Regions from separate parts of the Homo sapiens genome. Here all the other regions are linked to region 1. The links are chromatin contacts, found by Hi-C or POLR2A ChIA-PET in ENCODE. All regions are on one chromosome and are shown on one strand. Each heading gives the region's core, a stretch centred on a gene start or an enhancer-like site at or near the end of the contact. The rest is flanking DNA. Distances are from core to core; before and after follow the strand shown.

Region 1 (3,378 bases), core at 31-2,530:
GCTGAGGTACATTCCCTCTATAACCAATTTGTTGAGGGCTTTTATTTTGAGTTTTTATTTATTATATATTTTATTACCTTAATTATTATTATTTTATCAAATGCTTTTTCTGCATCTATTGCAATGATTATGTGGTTTCTGTTTTTGATTCCATTAATGTTATACATCATGTTTATTGATTTATGTATGTCGAGCCATTCTTGCATCCCTGGAATGGATCCCACTTGCTCATGGTGAATGGTATTTTTAATGTGTTCTATAATTTGGTTTGCTAATATTTTGTTGAGGATATTTGTATCTATGTTCATCGGGGATATTGGCCTCTGCGTTTTTTTGTAGTTGTTGCTGATGTGTCTTTATCTGATTTTAAACAGAGAGTAAGATAGTGATTATCAGAGGCTGGGGAGAATGGAGGGAGGAAGAGTGATTAGTTAATGAGTATAAAGTTATAGTTAGGTGGAATAATTTCTGGTTTTCTATTGATGATTATAGTTAACATGGTTAAAAATAATGTATTTATTTTTCCAAATAGCTAGAAGAGAGGGTTTTGAATACTCTTGCTACAAAACAATGATAAATATTTAAGGTGATAGCTATGCTAATTTTCCTGATTTTATTATTACACAATGTATATATATATCAAAACATCATACTTTACCTCCAAATATGTACAATCATTATGTATCAATTAAAAACAAAATAAAACTTTAAAAAGTGTAAGACCCGTTCATTTCCATAGTATTTTTCTTTTTGTTTGTTTCCCTTATAAGTAGCAGCAAACTTTCATCTTAAAAGGCATTCACTACTCAGTGAAAAAGGTGTAATTTCAGAATAAATGTAAACTTTTTAAGGAAGAATAATCATGACACCAAAGCTACCACAGTAACAATTTACTTAGAAGGGAGTATTTGTGTTTGAAGATGATTACAAATGGAAATGGAAATGGAAATACTGAGAGAAAAAAACAACATATTTTGAGGATGAATTGCCCCTTCCTTTTTTAAGGACTTAGTCATGCCATAAACATTATTTCTTTAAAAGCTTAAGTTAAAATTCTTTATGTGTGATGGTCTGCCCTCTCCTGGGCCAGAGTCATATACAAAAAAAAATCTATTTGACTTGTAAAAAGAAATTCATCTCCAAAACAATAAAGTATCTTGCAAGTTAACTTGGTATTAAAATCTTAATAGGTATTCATGAGTGTGGTAATTTCTCACAGATTGCGGCCGTTTTTCAAATATTTGAGGAGTTCTTAGGTGTAGTTGTTCTATTCATTTCCTACTTATGTCCCTTTATTTTATTGCAAAATAAACACAGCTTGGCACTTGACATTTTCCCTGACCCATCTTTTAAACATACATTAGATGTGAGTCATAGGCAATGAACGGAACTCGCATTTTTGCCCACATATTTTTACGTTAAAAATGTTTTCATAATACATGTAATACAAATGTATTAAAGAAGAAAGTTAGAAAATAGAAACAAACAAACCATGAAAAATTACTTGTAATCACATCACAATGGTATAATCACCATTAATATTTGGGAGATTAATATTCCAGATATTTTATATATATTGTAATATATTAACTCCAAAAAGGTACTTATTTTATTTTATTTTTTATGTTTAATTTTTATGGGTACATAGTAGTTGGATATATTTATGGGGTACATGAGACATTATGATACATACATGCAATGGGTAATAATTACATCAAGGTAAATGGGGTATCCGTGCCCTCAAGCATTTATCCTTGCTTTACAAACAATCTGATCCCATTTTTTAGTTATTTAAAAATATACAATTAAATTACTTTTCACTACAGTCACTTTGTTGGGTAAGCAAATACTAGGACTTATTCGTTCTTTCTAACTATTTTTTAATACCCATTAACCCTCCCCAGTTCCTCTGCACCCACCCCTTACCCTTCCCAGCCTCTGGTAACCATTCTTCTACTCTCTATGAGTTCAATTGTTTTGATTTTTAGATCCCATAAACAAGTGAGAACATGCAAAGTTTGTCTTTCTGTGCCTTGCTTATTTCACTTAACTTAATGACCCCCAGTTCCATTTATGTTGTTGCAAATGACATGTTTTTGCAAAAGATCTCGTTCTTTTACATGGTTGAATAGAGCTCCATTGTGTGTATGTACCACATTTTCTTTATCCATTCATCTGTTGATGGACAGTTAGATTGATTCTATATTTTGGCAGGCATGTCACACGGCCAGAGCAGGAGCAAGAGAGAAAATCCAGGGTAGAGAGCATAGGTGTTACACACCTTTAAACAACCAGATCTCATGTGAACTTAGAGTGAGAACTCACTTATCACCAAGGGGAAGGCTCAAGCCATTCATGAGAGATCCACCTCCGTGAGCCAAACACCTTCCACCAGGCCCCATCTCCAACACTGGGGATTACAATTTAACATGAGATTTGCTGGGGACATATATTCAAACTATATAAGGTTGTTTATTTGAAGTTTTCTTCCTTTTTATATAGGCACTTATATCTATAAACTTCCCTCTTAGTATTGCTTTTGCTGTATTCCATGGGTTTTGGTATGTTGTGTTTCCATTATCATTTGTTTCAAGAAATTGTGAAATTTCCTCCTTAATTTCTTCATTTACCTACTGGTCATTCAGGAACATACTGTTTAATTTCCATGTGTCTGTACATTTTCCAAAATTCTTCTTGTTGGTGATTTCTAGTTTTATACTGCTGTGATTAGAGCAGATGCTTAATATTATTTCATTTTTTGAATGTTTCAACACTTGTTTTCTGTCCTAACATATGATCTATAGACAAAATGATCCATGTGCTGAGGAAAAGAATGTGTATTCTGCAGCTGTTGGATGAAATGTTTTGTAAGTATCTATTTGGTAGACTTGGTCTACAGTTCAGATTAAGTTCAATGTTACTTTGTTGATTTTCTGTCTGAAATATCTGTCCAATGCTGAAAATGGGGTGTTGAAGTCTCCAGCTATTATTGTATTGAGGTCTATCTCTTTCTTTAGTTCTAATAATATTTTCTTTATATACCTGGGTGATCCAGTGTTGGATGCATATATATTTACAATCATTACATCCTCCTGCTGAAATAATCCCTTCATCATTTATAGGGACCTTCTTTGTCTCTTATAATTTTTGTTTTGAAATCAATTTTGCCTGATGTAAGTATCATAACTCCTACTCTTTTTGGTTTCCACTGACATGTAATATCTTTTTTCATCCCCTTATTTTCAGTCTTTTTGTGTCTTTATAGGTGAAATGTGTAAATGTGTTTCTTTTTCTTTTCTTTTTTTTTTTTTTTTTTTGAGACAGAGTCTCACTCTGTCACCCAGGCTGTAGTGCAGTACTGCAATCTTGGCTCACTGC
Region 2 (3,338 bases), core at 726-3,225, 260 kb before region 1:
GAGTAGCTGGGACTACAGGCACCCACCACCACACCCGGCTACTTTTTGTATTTTCAGTAGAGACGGGGTTTCACCATGTTAGCCAGGATGGTCTCAATCTCCTGACCTCGTGAGCCACCCGCCTCGGCCTCCCAAAGTGCTGGGATTACAGGCATGAGCCACCACGCCCGGCCACCATATACAACTATTAATCATGCCTCAAACCATTTATGTTTTAGTTCTGCCCAGCAGTTCACTACAACTTAGCATGCAAAAGCTACTTCACTGGTAAAAAAATCCCTCACAACATTTAAAGGAATACATTGGACAAATTAAAAGAGCAATCATGTAGCAATCTCAAAACTTTCCATACTTTCCTATCTAATGTCTAATGAACTATCATATAAAATCACACACAAATAAAATGCTTTACAGATTGTGATATTTAGGTTCCTTATTTATTGCTTATAATAAGAACAATTTATAACAATAAAATTATTTTGCAAAAAAGATAAACAAGGAACCTATTCAACCTATAAAATATAATTAAATATTTATATTATAAATAAAATATAAATATTTATATTATAAATAAAATATATTTATATTATAAATAAAATATAAATATTTATATTATAAATAAAATATATTTATATTATAAATAAAATATATTTATATTATAAATAAAATATAAATATTTATATTATAAATAAAATATAAATATTTATATTATAAATAAAATATAATTAAATATTTATATTATAAATAAAATATAAATATTTATATTATAAATAAAATATAATTAAATATTTGTATTATAAATAAAATATAATTAAATATTTGTATTATAAATAAAATATAAAATAAGGATTAATGTGTGTATGTGTGTGCCCCCAAAGAATAAGGAAAAACATTTACATTGGATTTAGTCAAATCGTTTTCTTCATATACAACAAAAACCTAGTCCTTGGAATTTAAATTAAAGTAAAACCTCTGTGTTAAAGTTAATGGGGGAAAAAGAACCACTTTTATCCTGGATAAAACTAAAAATGTATGCTCCTTCATTACATAATGCCCCTTAAAAAGATTAATTTTTGAAAAGTTGGCTTGTGCTACATTCTATACATGTACTGAGCTTTCTTTCTGGCTTATACATAAAATCTGCAAGGTGTTCATTTGGTTCTTTAATTAAAAAAAAAAAAGTTTCAGGATGGACACAGTGGCTCATACCTATAATCGCAGCACTTTGAGAGACCAAGGCGGGAGTACTGCTTGAGCCCAAGAGTTCGAGACCAGCCTGAACAACACAGTGAGACCTCCGTCTCTACAGAAAATACAAAAATTAGCCAGGCATGGTGGTGCATGCCTGCAGTACAAGCTACTTGGAAGGCTGAGGCAGGAGGATTGTTTGAGCCCGGGAGGCCACAGTAAGATGAGATCATGCCACTGCACTCCAGCCTGGGCAACAGAGGGAGACCCTGTCTCAAAAAAAAAAAAAAAAATTGAAAAAAAAAAAGTTTCCACTGAAGAAGCCAAGCATAGAAATTTACTTTCCCAACAACTTATACATTCTATTATTCAAAAATAGCAAATAATATTTTATATGTTGACATACAATTTATTTTCATCCTAATTACTATTTGTTCCTCACAACTCTAAGAGATGGTTGGTTATATTATTTTGCTCATTTGTGAACAAATAAATTGAGGCGAGGCTTGCATGGTTAAGTGACTGACCCATTAAAATCCCTATGCTAAATAAATGGAAGAACCAGAACTCCAAATCAGCTCTTCTGATTTCAAATGTAAAACTTCATTCACGATACACGATACATGCTAGCAATTTAATACCAAACTTGGTAGAAATGACAATGACTACTAATATATACAACAGAAGCCAAAAGAAGGGAGAGAGATAGGGGGTGAGTGGGATTTATTGGAGGTACCACTACTGCATTGCTTGTGGTTAGCTCAGAGTGAGGTGTGTGTAAGTGAAGGAGAAACCCCTGAATATTGATTCTAGAGAAGATAAGATGGTCTCTTTTACAGAGCTGAGAACGGATGCTATTGCTCTTTTATGTCCATGGGGTAGACACTAAACATTAATAATGTATACCTGGAGACAAGAAAATTCTACACTTCAGATACAAATGTCTTCTCAATTAAGATTGTTAATCAATTTTGAATAGATTATGAAGTTCTAGATACTCCGTAGCTGATTTTGAAAGATTAATTGTCAAGGAAGTGGTCTTTGAGCATGATTTTTTTAAATTTATTCATCAGCCCTCCGAGCAACAGGAGCCTACATTTTCTTCAGAGCTTTTCTTAGAGAAGCTTAAAATATGTCTGCAGAAAACTTCCACGTAGGTAAAATGCAATGCCGCTTTAAAAGTATAAAACTGATGTATGCTGACTATGCACACAGTAAGACTGATCTAGATAAACTGCTAAAACAGTATCTGAAGAGCAATGAAGGAGACAGAATACTGTCTGAAACATTTCAAAGCAATATAGTCAGGCCAATTTTTTATCAGGGTGGTGCAAAAGTAATTTCAGTTTTTGCGATCTTTTTTTAAAACTGCAATTACTTTTGCACCAACCTAATTAACAGCTGATAAAACCATTAAAAATCTGTCAGAAAGAAAGCACTGAGGGTTTGAAATGACATAAAGGATTTTTTTCTTTTACATGTACTAAAGCTGTTCTCTATTAATATTGGTTACTTTTTGGCACAGAGAAATCACAAATATTAAGCTGACTTATAAAAAGAAAACCCAAAGTCAAAACAATTAAAAAAAATTATAATCTTGGTTCTGCTGTCTCAAAATATTTCCTTTGAGAAAAATTACAGGAGTGTGTTTCTCTAATTGTGCTTCTTTTTTTAGGTTTTCTTTCTTTGTTCCCTACTATCCTAGGAAAAGAAATGTTTTCCTTCAAGAAATTCAAATACATTCAACAGTAACTTTATTAAATGAATATATTCATTAACAATATATAATACACATAAAATATGTGTATTGATTATATTAACTGTGTATTGACCACCTTTTATATGTAGCCTAGATATAGCGAGAATACTTGGATCCAGCCTTTAAGAATTTGATGTTTAATTAAAGGTATAAAACTAACACACAAATAACTATATATAAAAAAGGAAGCGAGAAGTACACAGTAGAGGTAACAAGAAAGCTTGGTAAGTTAAAGAGAGAGGTCAAGGTTAGTTTCAAAAGGGATAAGAAATGGAAGGTTGGTCTGGAAGGACAAGTTTCATTTGGTTAGAGACAAAAAGGAGTAGAAATCCAAACTGTAGAAATCCAGACAGTAATGGCAGGGATGTGGGAAAGCACTGCATATCAACAC
Region 3 (3,331 bases), core at 288-2,787, 280 kb before region 1:
ACCTCATATTAACATAAACTAAAATATAAATATAGCTTAATAAATCTAGACAGCTTCAGAACAATTTTGCTGGGCCTAAAATTGTGATCTAGGGTTAAAATACAGGTCGTTACCAACTGACCCATGATGATTCAGGGACAGCTGCCACAGTCTGGTGGCCTGTGGCTATGTGAAGTCTTTTACTGGGGATTCCCTCTAGTTCTTTTATTCCCACTTGTGATGTCATAATTAATAGTGTGAGAGAGAGGGAAGGGGAAAAAGGAAAGATAAACCACCAGAGCCATTTCTTTCTCTCTTCCTCAAGTATCTCTTTCACTGACCCTGCAATTGCTGTCGAGAAACTTCCCCCTCCTAACCATTGCCGCCACCACCTAATATACTAGTCTCCCTGTTAGTAACCGGCTCCTTGAGGACTGTATTGTTAACATCTGCCTCCCTAAAGTTTGACATAGGAAGTACATAAGTTATATTACTTAAATTGTTGAATCCTTATCACCTCCTAATGGTTTTCTTCCTCACATCTGAGTTTTTACAACCGGTCTCTTGACCATATCCTATGATAAAATGCCAAAAAAAAAAACAAAACAAAACAAAAATTGAGTTTGATACTTTTATGATCTACCTGTTTCCCCATGGCTACTAGTATTTAGAAAACAACAGCAACAACCACACAGCTGAAAATTTCAGAGAGGGGGAAGAATGGGGAGAAGCTGTTCATTAAGCTCTGCAGTAGACAGGGCCCAGGATCAATGAGCACTACATTCAAAAAACAGGCAGGCTGAGTCCTTAGAAACATGGGGGTCACTTGGAAGACATATTGACGACACCTTCCCACCCTAAAGGTTACACAGGTGGGAAGCTTTGGACTCCAGCTCCTCACTGCATACCCTGTCTTTAGATCCTGCTGATTCTAAGCAAATGCCCTATTAAAGACTAGCTTCAGGAAACAGAAGCAGCCCAAAGTTAAAGCTGGGGAAAACTACACTGGCTCACAGCATGAGTTCCAGGACTTTGGGAAAGGCCACCTCCCCTGCACTAGGCAAGCTGAATTTCTGGAACCCTAAACTGAAATTTAAAATACATCTTTGCCACAGAAATAGTTTGACAAAAGCAGCTGGGGTCTGTGACTCTAGGAGTTCTCAAGATTTATGATAAGATAACACTTCTATGGAGCCTCTTGGGTTTAATTAATAACCAGGGTTTCCAAGGTACTGTTTGTACTGAACTATAACTCAAGCATCCTCTGGGCTACTTTGGCTTCTCAGGGTTGACCCGATGACTTAATCACCTTGCTTCTGTGGAAAAACATTTTCTAAACAATTAAACCTTTTGAATATGGCTTTTTATGCACTGGGGAGGCAGCTATATAGTTTATACAGTGACTAGTTATCTAAGATGATTCATTTAAAATTTTTCCTATATGGCCATATATTTTACAACAGATACAACATCTTTGAAAGTTGGTGGCAGCATTCTTTCTGCTATTTTGGGTTCACTCCTTGACTCATTTGTTGACTTAAAATACAGTGATTACTTCTGAGTACTTACTGTTTTAGGCCCTGTACTATAAATTTGTCTTGGATATTCATTTTTATTCTTAAGTACTGCTGTTAGTTATATTTTCTTTGTCGAATCCTTAGAATATGCATATGGAAATTAAGAAGCAATGTTTTCCAGCAAACATAACAAAACAATTAAGAGTACAGGCTGTGAAATCAGATTACGAGGCTCCAAGTCCACATTTTACTGGCTGACTGACCTTGCATGTATTACCTAACTTCTCTGTATTTCAGTGTGTCCATCTGTGAAATGGAAGTAACACCAGTAACTATCTCGATGAGATTTTATAGGGACAAAATACTATGAAAAAAATGAAAAGCACTGAAAACACTGATTGACATACATTAAGTTTCAATAAATATTAACTCACCTTGTTATTTTACTCCATACGGAAAAAATAAGAAAGTGTATTTGTGGAAGCAGCAGAAATACAAATCAAAGTGCAGATTCTTTTGTCATATAAAATCACTTGGGACCTGTTTTTAATGACATGGCATTTCTGCTATATTCCAGTTATAAAAATGTGACTGTTTATATAAATATGAATAGTAGGCTGGGCGCGGTGACTCACGCCTGTAATCCCAGCACTTTGGAAGGCCAAGGCGGGCTGATCACCTGAGGTCAAGAGTTCAAGCCAGCCTGGCCAACACGGTGAAACCCTGTCTCTACTAAAAATGCAAAAATTAGCTGGGCATGGTGATACACGCCTGTAGGACCAGCTACTCGGGAGGTTGAGGCAGGAGAATTGCTTGAACGTGGGAGGCGAAGGTTACAATGAGCCGAGATCACACCACTGCACTCAAGCCTGGACAACAGAGTAAGACTCTGTCTCAAATAAATAAATAAATAAGTACAGTTATAAGAAGATAAAAAATGAAGCTGTTTTAGTTTTCTCTATAAGGAAAAATAAATCCATTTGTGATATGCCAGGTTTTATTTACTAAATAAGCAAGACAGAAGTGATGACAAGTTTGTCAAGATGAGAAGACTTCAGTTTCTCTTCAAAAGTGGTATCTCTTCAACCACCTCCCTTACCCAGATGCTTTCCAGAGAGATTTACTTAATTCTGAAAGTTTTATGAGAGGAAAAATAAACACTCTTTTATTCCAGAAATGGCCCTCCTGAACATCCATTTCCATTCTCCCCTTCTGTCTTACCTACCAGACTCCTGATTTCAATCAAGGCAACAGTTTTTTAAAATAATAATAAATAAAAACAAAACAAAACAAACAAACATACAAAAAAATACTTCCTAGCAATCCCTGCTACCAAAATCAGTCAATAAGAGACTGAAAAATTACTGGCTGAAGCTCAGAGAACCTTTGCTTAAAAGGAGCCTGGCTGGGCTGAGTTATGGTGTCTTGCCTTTTCTGCGTCCTGCTAGACTAAGGATATGATGGCTGGCACTGCAGTGGCCACATTGCAATTTTGAAATAATCCTAAAGTTGGAAGCCATGTGCTCCTTAGGAACTAAGAGAGAAGGAACCTGAGTTCCAATGACTATAGAGTCGCCAAATAGACCTAGACGACTGAAATATAAACCCCTAATTTGTTTATACCAAATGCTGGGGAGGGTAGGGGAGGTGTCTCTGTTATGCAAAGCTGAATCTAATTCTTCACAGACAAAATGTCTAAATCACTTCTGTGTGACTATGGAAAGACATATTTAAGATCGGAACCAATAGTTCTAAAGATGGACAATTAGAAAGCTGGAAAGAACTCAGAGATAACAAAAGAAGAAATGTAATGGTCAGAGATGGCCAAGGCCCTC

The links. A loop is a pair of places that touch in the nucleus more often than their neighbours do. ChIA-PET counts read pairs that join two places held with the same protein, here RNA polymerase II (POLR2A). Pooled maps may share reads with other maps.
Region 2: a pooled map shows a loop between it and region 1 (4-fold over the local background). The contact joins two enhancer-like sites. A Hi-C loop is called at or near these places in 1 of 168 maps with a recorded cell type or tissue (PC-3), 1 of 37 single-sample maps with no recorded cell type and 4 of 50 pooled maps. POLR2A ChIA-PET finds 5 or more read pairs at or near these places in 3 of 52 experiments (B cell, PC-3 and PC-9).
Region 3: a loop to region 1 is called in a map of PC-3, with 7 times the contacts of the local background. The contact joins two enhancer-like sites. A Hi-C loop is called at or near these places in 1 of 168 maps with a recorded cell type or tissue (PC-3) and 4 of 50 pooled maps. POLR2A ChIA-PET finds 5 or more read pairs at or near these places in 2 of 52 experiments (PC-3 and SK-N-SH).

Annotation. Positions count from the first base shown.
Region 1 is chr3:152,024,078-152,027,455 of GRCh38, reverse strand. No RefSeq gene overlaps it. Among named protein-coding and RNA genes, the nearest start is that of AADACL2-AS1, 98 kb to the right of the region's middle. Within about 2 kb of position 1,280, at least 5 of the 41 ENCODE cell types and tissues checked have a DNase peak (open chromatin) inside an H3K27ac peak, as active enhancers do; they include PC-3, where a contact is called at or near this core.
Region 2 is chr3:152,283,773-152,287,110 of GRCh38, reverse strand. All of the region lies in intron 1 of MBNL1 (muscleblind like splicing regulator 1), which reads right to left. Among named protein-coding and RNA genes, the nearest start is that of MBNL1-AS1, 16 kb to the right of the region's middle. Within about 2 kb of position 1,975, at least 3 of the 41 ENCODE cell types and tissues checked have a DNase peak (open chromatin) inside an H3K27ac peak, as active enhancers do.
Region 3 is chr3:152,306,069-152,309,399 of GRCh38, reverse strand. The region is part of intron 2 of MBNL1 (muscleblind like splicing regulator 1); the gene reads right to left. Among named protein-coding and RNA genes, the nearest start is that of MBNL1-AS1, 38 kb to the right of the region's middle. Within about 2 kb of position 1,537, at least 11 of the 41 ENCODE cell types and tissues checked have a DNase peak (open chromatin) inside an H3K27ac peak, as active enhancers do; they include PC-3, where a contact is called at or near this core.